2 separate regions of the Homo sapiens genome follow, and region 1 is linked to region 2. Evidence: read pairs that join two places in POLR2A ChIA-PET (ENCODE). Cell type or tissue: A673. All regions are shown on one strand. Links, peaks and the distances in the headings refer to the core of each region. The heading gives the core; the rest is flanking DNA.

Region 1 (5,488 bases), core at 371-5,370, 210 kb before region 2:
TTGTTCCATAGATTTTGTGTGTGTATGCTGTTTGTGGTCAGTTTTTTTTGTTTGTTTGTTTGTTTTTGTTTTGTTTTTTTGAGATGGAATTTTGCTCTTGTTGCCCAGGCTGGAGTGCAATGTTGCGATCTTGGCTCACTGCAACCTCCGCCTCCTGGGTTCAAGCAATTCTCCTGCCTCAGCCTCCCGAGTAGCTGGGATTATAGGCGTGCGTCACCACTCCCAGCTATTTTTGTATTTTTAGTAGAGATGGGGTTTCACCATATTGGCCGGGCTGGTCTCGAACTCCTGACCTCATGATACACCCACCTCGGCCTCCCAAAGTGCTGGGATTACAGGCATGAGCCACCGCTCCTGGCCTGTGGTCAGTTTTTACGTGAAAGTCATTAAAGACAAAATGAGTTGGGTAGTTTCTCACAGGAATTATCTGTTTATTAAAGGTCTTGGAAAACTTTCTCCAAAACAACCTGGGCCTTGTTTCATTTGATATGGATGAAGGAAAATATTTGGGTTACTGGTTTGATTTTTGTTCAACAGAGTATTAATTTCCTAGGGATGCTGTGACAAAGCACCACAAATTAGGCAGCTCAACACAACAGATGGTTCGTATCTTACAGTTCTAGAGACCGCAAGTCTGAAATCAAGGTGTGGGCAGGTCCATGTGTTCTCTGAAGTCTCTAAGAGAGAATCCTGCCTTACTCTTCTAGCTTCTGTGTCTGCCAGCATCCTTCAGGCTCCTTGGCCTGTAGCCGCATCACTCCAGCTGCACGGCTGTCTACTCCCTGTGTGTCTTCACACAGTCTTTGCTCTGTGTGTGTCTGCCCTCTGTTTCCCCTTTTTATAAGGACACCAGTCATATAATTAGGGCTCACATTAATAACCTATTACCTCTAAAAGACTTCATTTCCAAATAAGGTTACATTCTGGGGTACTGGGGATTCATATTTCAATATATCTTTTTGAGGGAACACAATTCAACCCATAGCAAATAGGCAAATAATTACTTAATTACTTCTTCTTTTTTTTTTATTTTTATTTTTGAGATTGAATCTAGCTCTGTTGCCCAGGCTAGAGTGAAGTGGCATGATCTTGGCTCACTGCAACCTCTGCCTCCCAGTTTCAAGTGATTCTCCTGTCTCAGCCTCCTGAGTAGCTGGGATTACAGGTATGAACCACCACACCCAGCTAATTTCTGTATTTTTAGTAGAGATGGGGTTTCACCATGTTGGCCAGGCTGATCTCGAACTCCCGGCCTCAGGTGATCACCTGCCTTGTCCTCCCAAAGTGCTGGGATTACAAGTGTGAGCCACCACGCCTGGCTAATTTTTGTATTTTTAGTAGAGACGGGGGTTTCACTATATTGGCCAGGCTGGTCTCGAACTCCTGACCTCAGGTGATCCTCCCGCCTTGGTGTCCTGAAGTGCTGGGATTACAGACATGAGCAACTACACCCAGTCGCAAGTGGTTACTTCTTTATTCTTACTTTCTGCTTCCTCTTTACTCAATTTGATGGTTTATACTTCTCTGGAAATTGGTTCTTTTCATCTAAGTTTCCATATCATTGGCATAAAATTGTAATTTTTAAAATCTTGAATTCAAATATTAGACTTTATTTGTTTTTCCTTTGGTTTTTGTTGATTGATCTTGCCAGAAGTGTGTTTAATTTGTCTTCTCAAAGAATCATTTTTAGATATTCTTAATTTCCTTTAGTATTTCTTGATTCCTTTTTCTTTTTTTTAGAAAAAAATACTTATCAAAATGGCTTTATTTTGGTAGAAATGATATACAATAAACTACACATGTTTAAGGTGTACAATATGTTTTGATATATGTATTTGTGAACCTATGAAATCATCACCACAATCAAGATAACAAACTTACTCATCACTCCCAAAAGTTGCTCCCTACTCTTTTGTAATTCTTCTTTCCTGCCATTCCCCCCTCCACCCTTCCAGGCAGCCAGTGATTTGCCTTTGGTCATTTAGAATACTATAAATTAAATTGTATTAATTTATAGACAAAACTCTTTTTGTCTAGCAGATTTCAAACAGTATAAGACATTTGAGATTAATCATGTTGAATCTCCGTGTCTTCAACTTCTCTTTCCTAATTTTAATCTACTTATTCCTTCATGCTTTATTCCTGGTGAATTCCTCAAGACAACCTTCCAATTCACAAAATTGTCACCTGTGTGTAGATCTATTTGTCCATCTATTAACTGTTTTAAATCTTAACTAAATTTTTCATTTTAAAGATTTCTAGTTGGCTCTTTTCTCATCTACCTATTATTGTTTTATTTCTGCCTATTTGGTTTCATTATTTCTTGTTATTTTTTATTTTTTCGCACAATTTATCACTCTGAAGAGTCTAAGCATACGCATTTTCAGATGTTTTAATCATTTCTCCACTATTTTAATTTTACCTGAATTGAATTAATCTCCCAATAGTTGATGTCATTGGCTATCTTTCTCGGCATTTTATTTCTTTTCGTATATGAGCACTTTGGTTTGCCAAGTCTTCTCATATTACAAGTTCTTTCTCCTCTTATCCCACTCCCAACATCCTCTTCCTATTTAGGAGTTTAGTACCAGCTTTCAAATGGTCATCTAAGACCTTTTAATCCAGAACCAGTTTAAGGAATGTTGGCAAGTCAGTTACCCAGCCAATGGGTGGCTTGCCTCAATTTCTGTTTGCTAGGCTGTATTTGTGTGTGTGCAAAAGGGAATTTGAAGGCATAATCTTAAAATGCCATATTGACCGAATTGATTTTTTTGTCAAATAAGTGGCCACTTTGAAGATAACTGTTTTGGAGAGATGATGATATAATTATTTTCAGAATCAAGTCAATACTAGAATTTCTAAAATAAATTATTTCTAGAATTCTATGAAAGTAATTTTCTTTTGCTCATGAACTATCTCCAGAGAACTTCATGTTTTCATTTGCCTCTGTAAGAACAAGATTTCCAATTTCAGTCTTGGTAATTTTGTTTTATAAACCATGGACGAGAGGCCTTATCTATTTCAAGACAATACTGAAACTCATGATATCCAGAAATGTGTAGGGCCTAGTGAGAAGGTCAATTACAAGCATGTCTATGTCCACCAGAAATCTATTCGCTGTGAGAATTTTCACTGGAGGATTGCCTGGGCAGGGAAAAGTTTGCTCGGTATTTCTTATTTCTCTAGAATTGTCCTAGAATTAAAGCCAACATGTGATAGACATCACGACGGAGCTCTGAAATGGCAGCACTATACACCCAGGGCTATCTGGGAGTGCAGAACAGGGTGGTAGAATTCTCTTTAAGAGTGGAGGGGCAGGCCTGTTTTAATCCAAGTGCTTCCTTGGGAAAGCAGGTTGCCTGGAATCCAGTACTGTGTCCCTGACTGGGGCGTTTTTCATTGATTCCACAGCTGGAAAACTCCCAGGTATGGGCTTGGGGCCACCGAAATGAACAACTGCACTTAAAGTTTGACTGAGCTTGCCCAGTGATAATTCCCTCTAGACAAGAAAAGTCGTATGAAGACTGCTTGCTAAACCATCCCAAGCTAGGTCCAAAGAAATACAGAAATTTAATTTTTGAACATTTTCATCTGAATTAAAACCTCTTGGGTGATACATTGGAAAACAACATTTCTCTACAGTGTAAATGTGTTTGGCAGCCCCTCTATATACAAAGTTCAACTTTAGGGCAAAGAGAAAAAGATATGATGTAATCAGGTCAAATTATTGGTTACAGAGAAGAGTTCCCTGGTTTGGACCTCGTCTGTTACATGAAATAGATATTAGATCTTTTATACTGCCAGTGCCATTTTAAACACAGCAATTCTTTATTCTAAATGTTTTCACCTTGAAGATCTCTCCCCACGGTTTCTCATTTGTTTAGATATTGCTATGTAAGACACACAATAACATCAGTGAAGGCAAGGTTGACTCCTATTCAAAGGATTCAAAATAAATAAATGAAACTAGTTCTAGAAATATAGGGGTATTTTCTAAATTCCTGGGTAAAGAGGAGTAGGGGTGAGAGGGAAAGAGGTAGAGCAGGGATCCCTCCAAATAAGAGTTTAGGTGACAGAGAGATGAATGTGGAGATTCTACTTTTCCTCTCTTTTCGCATTTTCTCTTCACTTAATTGAAACTTTGTAAATCTCAAAACTCATTCGTTCAGTCTTTCCACCTAGAGCACAAGGCATAGACTAACATTCATGTTTGCTGGGTATGACCTGCATATGTTTTTGACAACTTTTGAACCACATGAAAAAATCAGAGCTTTCATTTAAAAATCAAGATTTTTAACTTCTCATAAAAAAATCAGATCTAGCAGGCCAGGCACGGTGGCTCATACCTGTAATCCCAGCCCTCTGGGAGGTCGAGGCAGGTGGATCAACTGAGGTCAGGAGTTCGAGACCATCCTGGCCAACATGGTGAAACCCCGTCTCTACTAAAAACACAAAAATTAGCCGGGCATGTGGTGGTGGGCACCTGCAATCCCAGCTACTCGGGAGGCTGAGGCACGAGAATCACTTGAAACTGGGAGGCAGAGGTTGCACTGAGCCAAGACTCGCCATTGCACTCCAGCCCAGGCAACAAGAGTGAAACTCTGCCTCAAAAAAAAAAAAAAAAATCAGATCTAGCTATGCTGGGTCCATCATTCAAGGCAGCAACTAGTGGCCTTTAGGTAATGGAAGAAGTGCTCCACTTAGCCACAGTTCTAACCTTGCTTGCTTCCCTTGCTATATTAACAGCTGGGTCCTTTAAGCATTTGCACTGGTAATTCCTTGTGTAAAACATAGTATTTTCTGTGTTCTTATTTGTTCATTCAATAAATATTAATCGAGAATCTCTGTTCTAAGAGCTGAGGGTAAAGCAACGAACAAATAGATAAGTTCCCTGCCCTCAGAATGCTTACATTCTAGTAAGGAGGGTCAAATAATAACAAATAAAATATATTAAATGATGTTAGATGAAAAGTGTCATGAAGACAAATAAAGCATGATGTGCCAGACATTCTTACATCCACTTGGACACGTAGGAGGATGACACTTCCCTGCCCACTTGTAGTTTAGTGTGGCTTTGGCCAATGAAATGTAAGTGGAAGTGATCTGTGTCATCTTTGGGTGGAAATCTTTACTTCATGGCCTTGACTGTCCACCACACTTTCACTTGCTGTGCAAGGTGTATTGGTTTATACTGATGAGGATTTATGAAGGAGGACTGCCTGGGAGAGTTGCTCAACTTTCGGTAGATTTTTCATAGTGATAAACTTTTTTTTTAAGCCACCAAGATTTGAGGATTAGCTATTATGGCACTATAACACAGATTATTCTGACTGGAAGCACAGTGAGGAGTCAGGAGTGATAGGAATGGGGTGCTGAAATTGTAGATAGAGCAGTCTAGGAATTCTTCTCTGAAGAGGCATTGTTTGAGAGGTGACTTGATTGAAGCGAATGGATGAGTTCATGGACTGTGTAGAGGAAGACCATTCCA
Region 2 (5,298 bases), core at 1-5,000:
ACTACAGGCACATGCCACCACACCCAGCTAATTTTCATATTTTTAGTAGAGACGGGGTTTCACCGTATTGGTCAGGGTGGTCTCGAATTCCTGACCTCAGGTGATCCACCCGCCTCAGCCTCCCAAAGTGCTGGGATTACAGGCGTGAGCCACTGTGCCCGGCCAATCGTTTGCTTTTTATGTGAACCTTGCTTTGACTTTCTGAGTCAGAGATTGGAATGTGAAACCCTTCACAAATCTAGCTCTGTCATAAGTTAGTACTTTATATGGCCTTTTCCTAAGAGCCTGAGATTTTTCTACAATATGAATAATTTACAGAAAATTTGACAATATGTCAAGGTCAAAAACCATGGCCTTATTAGAGCTTAGGATAAAAATCTGTATCTCTCACTTCATTTTATTCTTTGAGGTGTACCATGTTACTTGTGGAATAGAGAAGTGGGTTTTCCTTTAGAGGGGATTAGTGAACTAGAAAAGCTTGTACCTAAGTGAGGCTCACATGGACTTTCCTTTTCCCCTCAGCTGAAGAGACTTGCTTTGACAAGTACACTGGGAACACTTACCGAGTGGGTGACACTTATGAGCGTCCTAAAGACTCCATGATCTGGGACTGTACCTGCATCGGGGCTGGGCGAGGGAGAATAAGCTGTACCATCGCAAGTAAGGAAGAGATTGTGTAAAATGATGCCAAAATATCAAATATGAATTTCTCTGTTACCATCACTGTCATTTTCTGTTATCCATGACTGGATATTCCGAACTTTGAGGTTTGCCCCTGGTGACCAGGTACTCTTAAGTGGTCACCCAACTGGTTCCTGTGTTTCTTAAAGACGGGTATGAGCACAGATGGAATCAGTGTTTGATGTGTGTGCGTTTATGAGTGTGTGTGCATTTATGAGTGTGTGTGTTTCTGTACATAGTAGAACCAAGAGACCTCTTGGGTTCCATTTCAGTAAGACATGCTTAGGGGAGTTGCCCATTTTAAATCACCTGGATATCTTCAAGCTAGACAAATCATGAGACTTTTCTGCAGTGACTGGGAAGGTGTTCATGAAGAGTGAACCAGCCATGTGTTGTCTGGTCTTCATGTTTGCAATGCAGAGACCTCTTGCACCTCACAGAAACAGTCTGGTTTCTTGGTGACCAGTAGGTTATACCCAGGAAGCAGATGTCACTATTCCTAGGGATAATACAAAATTATTAACCCAATAGAGTTTGCTAAGGAACTTTGGGAACCGGGCTGATTCTCAACTCTAGTTTAGCTAAGGCACTCTTTCCAGTATGATTCACTGGGTTACCAATAGATTCTATTAAGATAGTATTTAAGTTTTTTAATCCATTCTTTAAATATAAGTCGTCTTAAAGACTTCTATTCAAAAGAACAAGTCCCGTGTGAATAGGCCCAATCAACTTTCCCCATATTTCATGTTAGGGTTTATCCAAGTTCACAGGCAAATCGCAAGAGGCAAGGGTCCATAGTGTTTACAATCTAGTTCAGCATTTGAATGTGCCATTGGGCTTAACAACTTAGAAAACTACCAGGATTTCCACACTTTATATGCATATGTCTGTTTGCTTTCCACCAAAATGACATTTCTATCCTAGGGTAAAATACAGGCTCTCCATGCTCCCAAAAGCTGGAGTGCTGTGCCTGATGTGGCCTTTTCACTGAATTAGTCTCAGTCTTAGCCTGCTGTGTATGAGTGAAGACCAAGCCTCCCAGCCTTTCTTTTCTGCTTAGGACCCAATTTCCTGTGATCTCTCTGGGAAAGCAGGATTCATGACCTCTTCCTTGCCATCCAGATTTCTCTGTGGTTTTCCATTGTGTTCTAAGCAAGACACTTAACTGAATTGACTCCAAGTGACCAGACCTGTTAACGTTTCCCCTGTCTCTGATGGGAAAGCTGTTGTCTGTGTCTCTACTTTAGCCAACCTAAGTACCTACCATGGGTGGAATATGAGACCAAAAAAAAAAATCTGTTCTGCCCTCTCCTAACATTTTCGTTGTATCTTCAACAGACCGCTGCCATGAAGGGGGTCAGTCCTACAAGATTGGTGACACCTGGAGGAGACCACATGAGACTGGTGGTTACATGTTAGAGTGTGTGTGTCTTGGTAATGGAAAAGGAGAATGGACCTGCAAGCCCATAGGTGTGTGAGTCTTAGGGCTGAGCAAGAGCTGGGATGCTTAGTTCTAATGTGGGGTTGGACCAGAATCACATCTACATAGGTCATAGACCTGAATTCCAGTGAAAACCAATAAAGAAATGGGAATTTTGTTTGAAATAATGAATTATTATATAATCCATAGTCTTCTTACAGGAGTTAGATCAAAAAGTACTGACTACACATAGAAGTCTTAACTTTGCTTCAAAAGCATAAGGTAGAATTGAAAGATTTAGAATGGAGTCATTTCTTTTACCTAATAGCTGATCTCAGATTCCTCCTTCGTCAAGATATAATTTATTTAAAAGAAAAAAAAATGACACTTTGGACACATTTCTATATGGAATGTCCTGGACCGAAACATGAAATAGTGTGTGCTTGTCACACTCTGCTCATTTCTTTTCAAATTAAAAGTTGTTGAGCTTCTTTGGATCTCAATCCTCAGTTGAATTTTGTAAGTACAAGCCTGAAAGTTTCTGGCTATAAATTTTACTCTGTTTACTTGTCTTCTAATTTAGAGGTTTTTGTCTTGTTTTGTATTGTTTTGCTTTCCAATATTTAAAAATAGCTTTCTTTGTCATTGTATTTAGGCCACTCAAAATTCATAATTGGTCATTTATAATTAAGATTGGAATTTTGCATATGTAGTCTCCCACAGACTAGATACATACATAGATCCTTGCTACTGGAAATGCTGCTGGGAAGTTTGGGGCTCGCTGAAAATATGTAGTCCATGTACTTATTAGGAGAATGGAATTTCTGCCTGCCAACTCAGCTTGAGCTTTCTTTTGCCTTGGCTACTTACTGTGTGCTTAGATGCTGGGTGTGTCATTCTTTCTGAACAGAGTGCCACTTAAAAAAAATGTGGCTGAATTTTTGCTTACACACTACACTTTAAATTACAGGGAGCTTGCACAATTCAAAATAACCTTTTTTTCCTGTTTTTCTTCCAAATTTCCCTACAGCTGAGAAGTGTTTTGATCATGCTGCTGGGACTTCCTATGTGGTCGGAGAAACGTGGGAGAAGCCCTACCAAGGCTGGATGATGGTAGATTGTACTTGCCTGGGAGAAGGCAGCGGACGCATCACTTGCACTTCTAGAAGTATGTTTTACATCTTTATGTTAAAGATTAAGCCAGGTATTGTTTTCTGGATTCCTAGAGAGAAGGGTAATACTATGTTACTCAGAACACATCCAGTATATCAGCATGCTTTGGTAACTTCTGGAAGTCAAGAAAACTTTCATAACCAACTTATTCCGCATCTTCAGAGAAGACTACATAAATAGAAAAACATATCACTTTGATAAGGTTCAATCTCAGCTCACTGCCACTGACATAGAGTTGAACAAAAGGTTTAGGTTTCCTTCTATGTTTGAAATTTAAATAGGGCACATTCACAGGCTAAATTGATAAAATTAAAAAGAATTTATCCCATAAATTAAAATGATTTATCTACTCTGGAGTTAGGGATAGTGTCTCTGACCTAACGCATTTGATTAGTGCTGTAAAGAAGCTGGCCTCTGGTGTCTTTACTGCTCCTTCTAAGATTGTCTTGGGGTCTTAATTGTTGCCTTTGGGTTTGAAGGCTCCTTTTTTGATATTGTAAACTAATAACAGCTAGAGAGTTTGTTGAAGTAAAACAGCCATTAACTACTGGTGTTGTAAATAAGTTTAAAATCAAATCCAAATAATTTGAACCTGTTTTATTTATCTAGCTGAACCCATTTAACTACCTTTAACATAGCCATCATCCAAATTCAAATTCTTTGCTAACAAAAATAGGTCTCTCATGAAAAGTGGTAACCATTTTGACCAAAGCTTTCCCAGAAACTTGCTGGTTTATTAGATATTTTGCATTTAAAATGTTACTGTGATCATCAGACTTCCAAGATCTTTGTGGCAATATTTTAGCTTAAGACAAATTAGATGTCTGATTCAAACCTTATCTGTTATTTAGAACTCTTTAAATAGCAAGTTGGGAAAAGTTTCTCAAAGAGAAGTCATTTATTCCAGAAAATTTTATAAGGACTTACTTTGTTCAAGGTATTATAGGGGTGCAGATATGAAATGAACATTAGCCCAGCCTTCAAAGAGTACTTAGGGGGTCAGGGAGATGAGAAAGTCTTATACATATTTATCATCTGCAAAACACAGTATTAAAGATTTCAACAGAAATACTGAAAGTAGTGCTATGGAGGTTCAGGGGATGATAATACTTTTCGCTGGGGATTTGGGAAAAAGCTCTAATCAGTAATTATACCTTCATGCAAACTTCTATTCTTGTGGTAGATGGATGTGGGTGTGTATTTGTTTGAACCTACATCAACTATTAATTTTTTTTCTCTAACCCAGGAGTTGCAACAATATCCAATTCACAAAGACATCAGATCCTCTATACTCACATCGTGGCACAGAGCAAATTTGGATTATAATTTAAATAATCTATTTACCAGATAAATGCACGCATAGACTAATGGTCATTTAGTTACAAATTATCATTTTATGTTGATCCCACTCTTCCAGTGGAGGGCTAACACTGAATAATTTGGGGCTATTTTGCTAGTGATTTTTAAATACTGTAGATGTTTGGGTATAGGGGAAGGGAAAATAATATTTTAGTCAAAGAAATTGTGCATCCTCTACATTTTTTACATAACAAATGAAGAAAGAGATACTACCACCTTCTTATAGCTTCTTTGTAGCCATTGGTGAAGACCCTTTGATACCTGCTTGCCTCCCCATTGTTATAAGCTTTTTTTTGTTTGCTTGTTTTTTTTGTTTTGTTTTGTTTTGTTTTGTTTTTGAGACAGTCTCACCCTGTCGCCCAGGCTGGAGTGCAATGGTGTGATCTCAGCTCATTGCAACCTCCACCTCCCGGGTTCAAGCGATTCTCTTGCCTCAGCTTCCCGAGTAGCTTGGATTACAGGCGCCCGCCACCACAGCCGGCTAATTTTTTTTGGTATTTTTAGTAGAGACGGGGGTTTCACCATGTTGCCCAGGCTGGTCTTGAACTCCTGACTGCAGGTGATCCACCCTCCTAAAGTACTAGGATTACAGGCGTGAGCCACCGCGCTTAGCCTGTTTTTAGTTTTCTAAAGCAAGGTCCCTATTGAAAGGCAGGCCATAAACA

Evidence for each region. ChIA-PET counts read pairs that join two places held together with the same protein. Peaks named below come from ENCODE experiments on the same cell type or tissue, not always from the same donor. Only the 100,000 strongest peaks of a DNase experiment are listed, where the experiment ranks them.
Region 1: POLR2A ChIA-PET joins it to region 2 with 6 read pairs; 6 of 35 experiments call an interaction of 5 or more read pairs at or near these places.

The regions. Positions count from the first base shown.
Region 1 is chr2:215,642,625-215,648,112 of GRCh38, reverse strand. All of the region lies in intron 5 of LINC00607 (long intergenic non-protein coding RNA 607), which reads left to right. The region is part of intron 2 of LOC102724861 (a long non-coding RNA gene); the gene reads right to left. Among named protein-coding and RNA genes, the nearest start is that of LINC01614, 73 kb to the left of the region's middle. In A673, for the core only: no CTCF peak of the experiment used is centred there; no DNase peak of the experiment used is centred there.
Region 2 is chr2:215,428,686-215,433,983 of GRCh38, reverse strand. It overlaps FN1 (fibronectin 1), which reads left to right. Exons shown (of 46, transcript NM_212482.4): 3 at 523-660; 4 at 2,020-2,151; 5 at 3,132-3,269. Among named protein-coding and RNA genes, the nearest start is that of FN1-DT, 4.4 kb to the left of the region's middle. RefSeq lists an enhancer at 1-604. In A673, for the core only: no CTCF peak of the experiment used is centred there; no DNase peak of the experiment used is centred there; H3K4me3 peaks cover 4,395 bases; H3K27ac peaks cover 3,449 bases.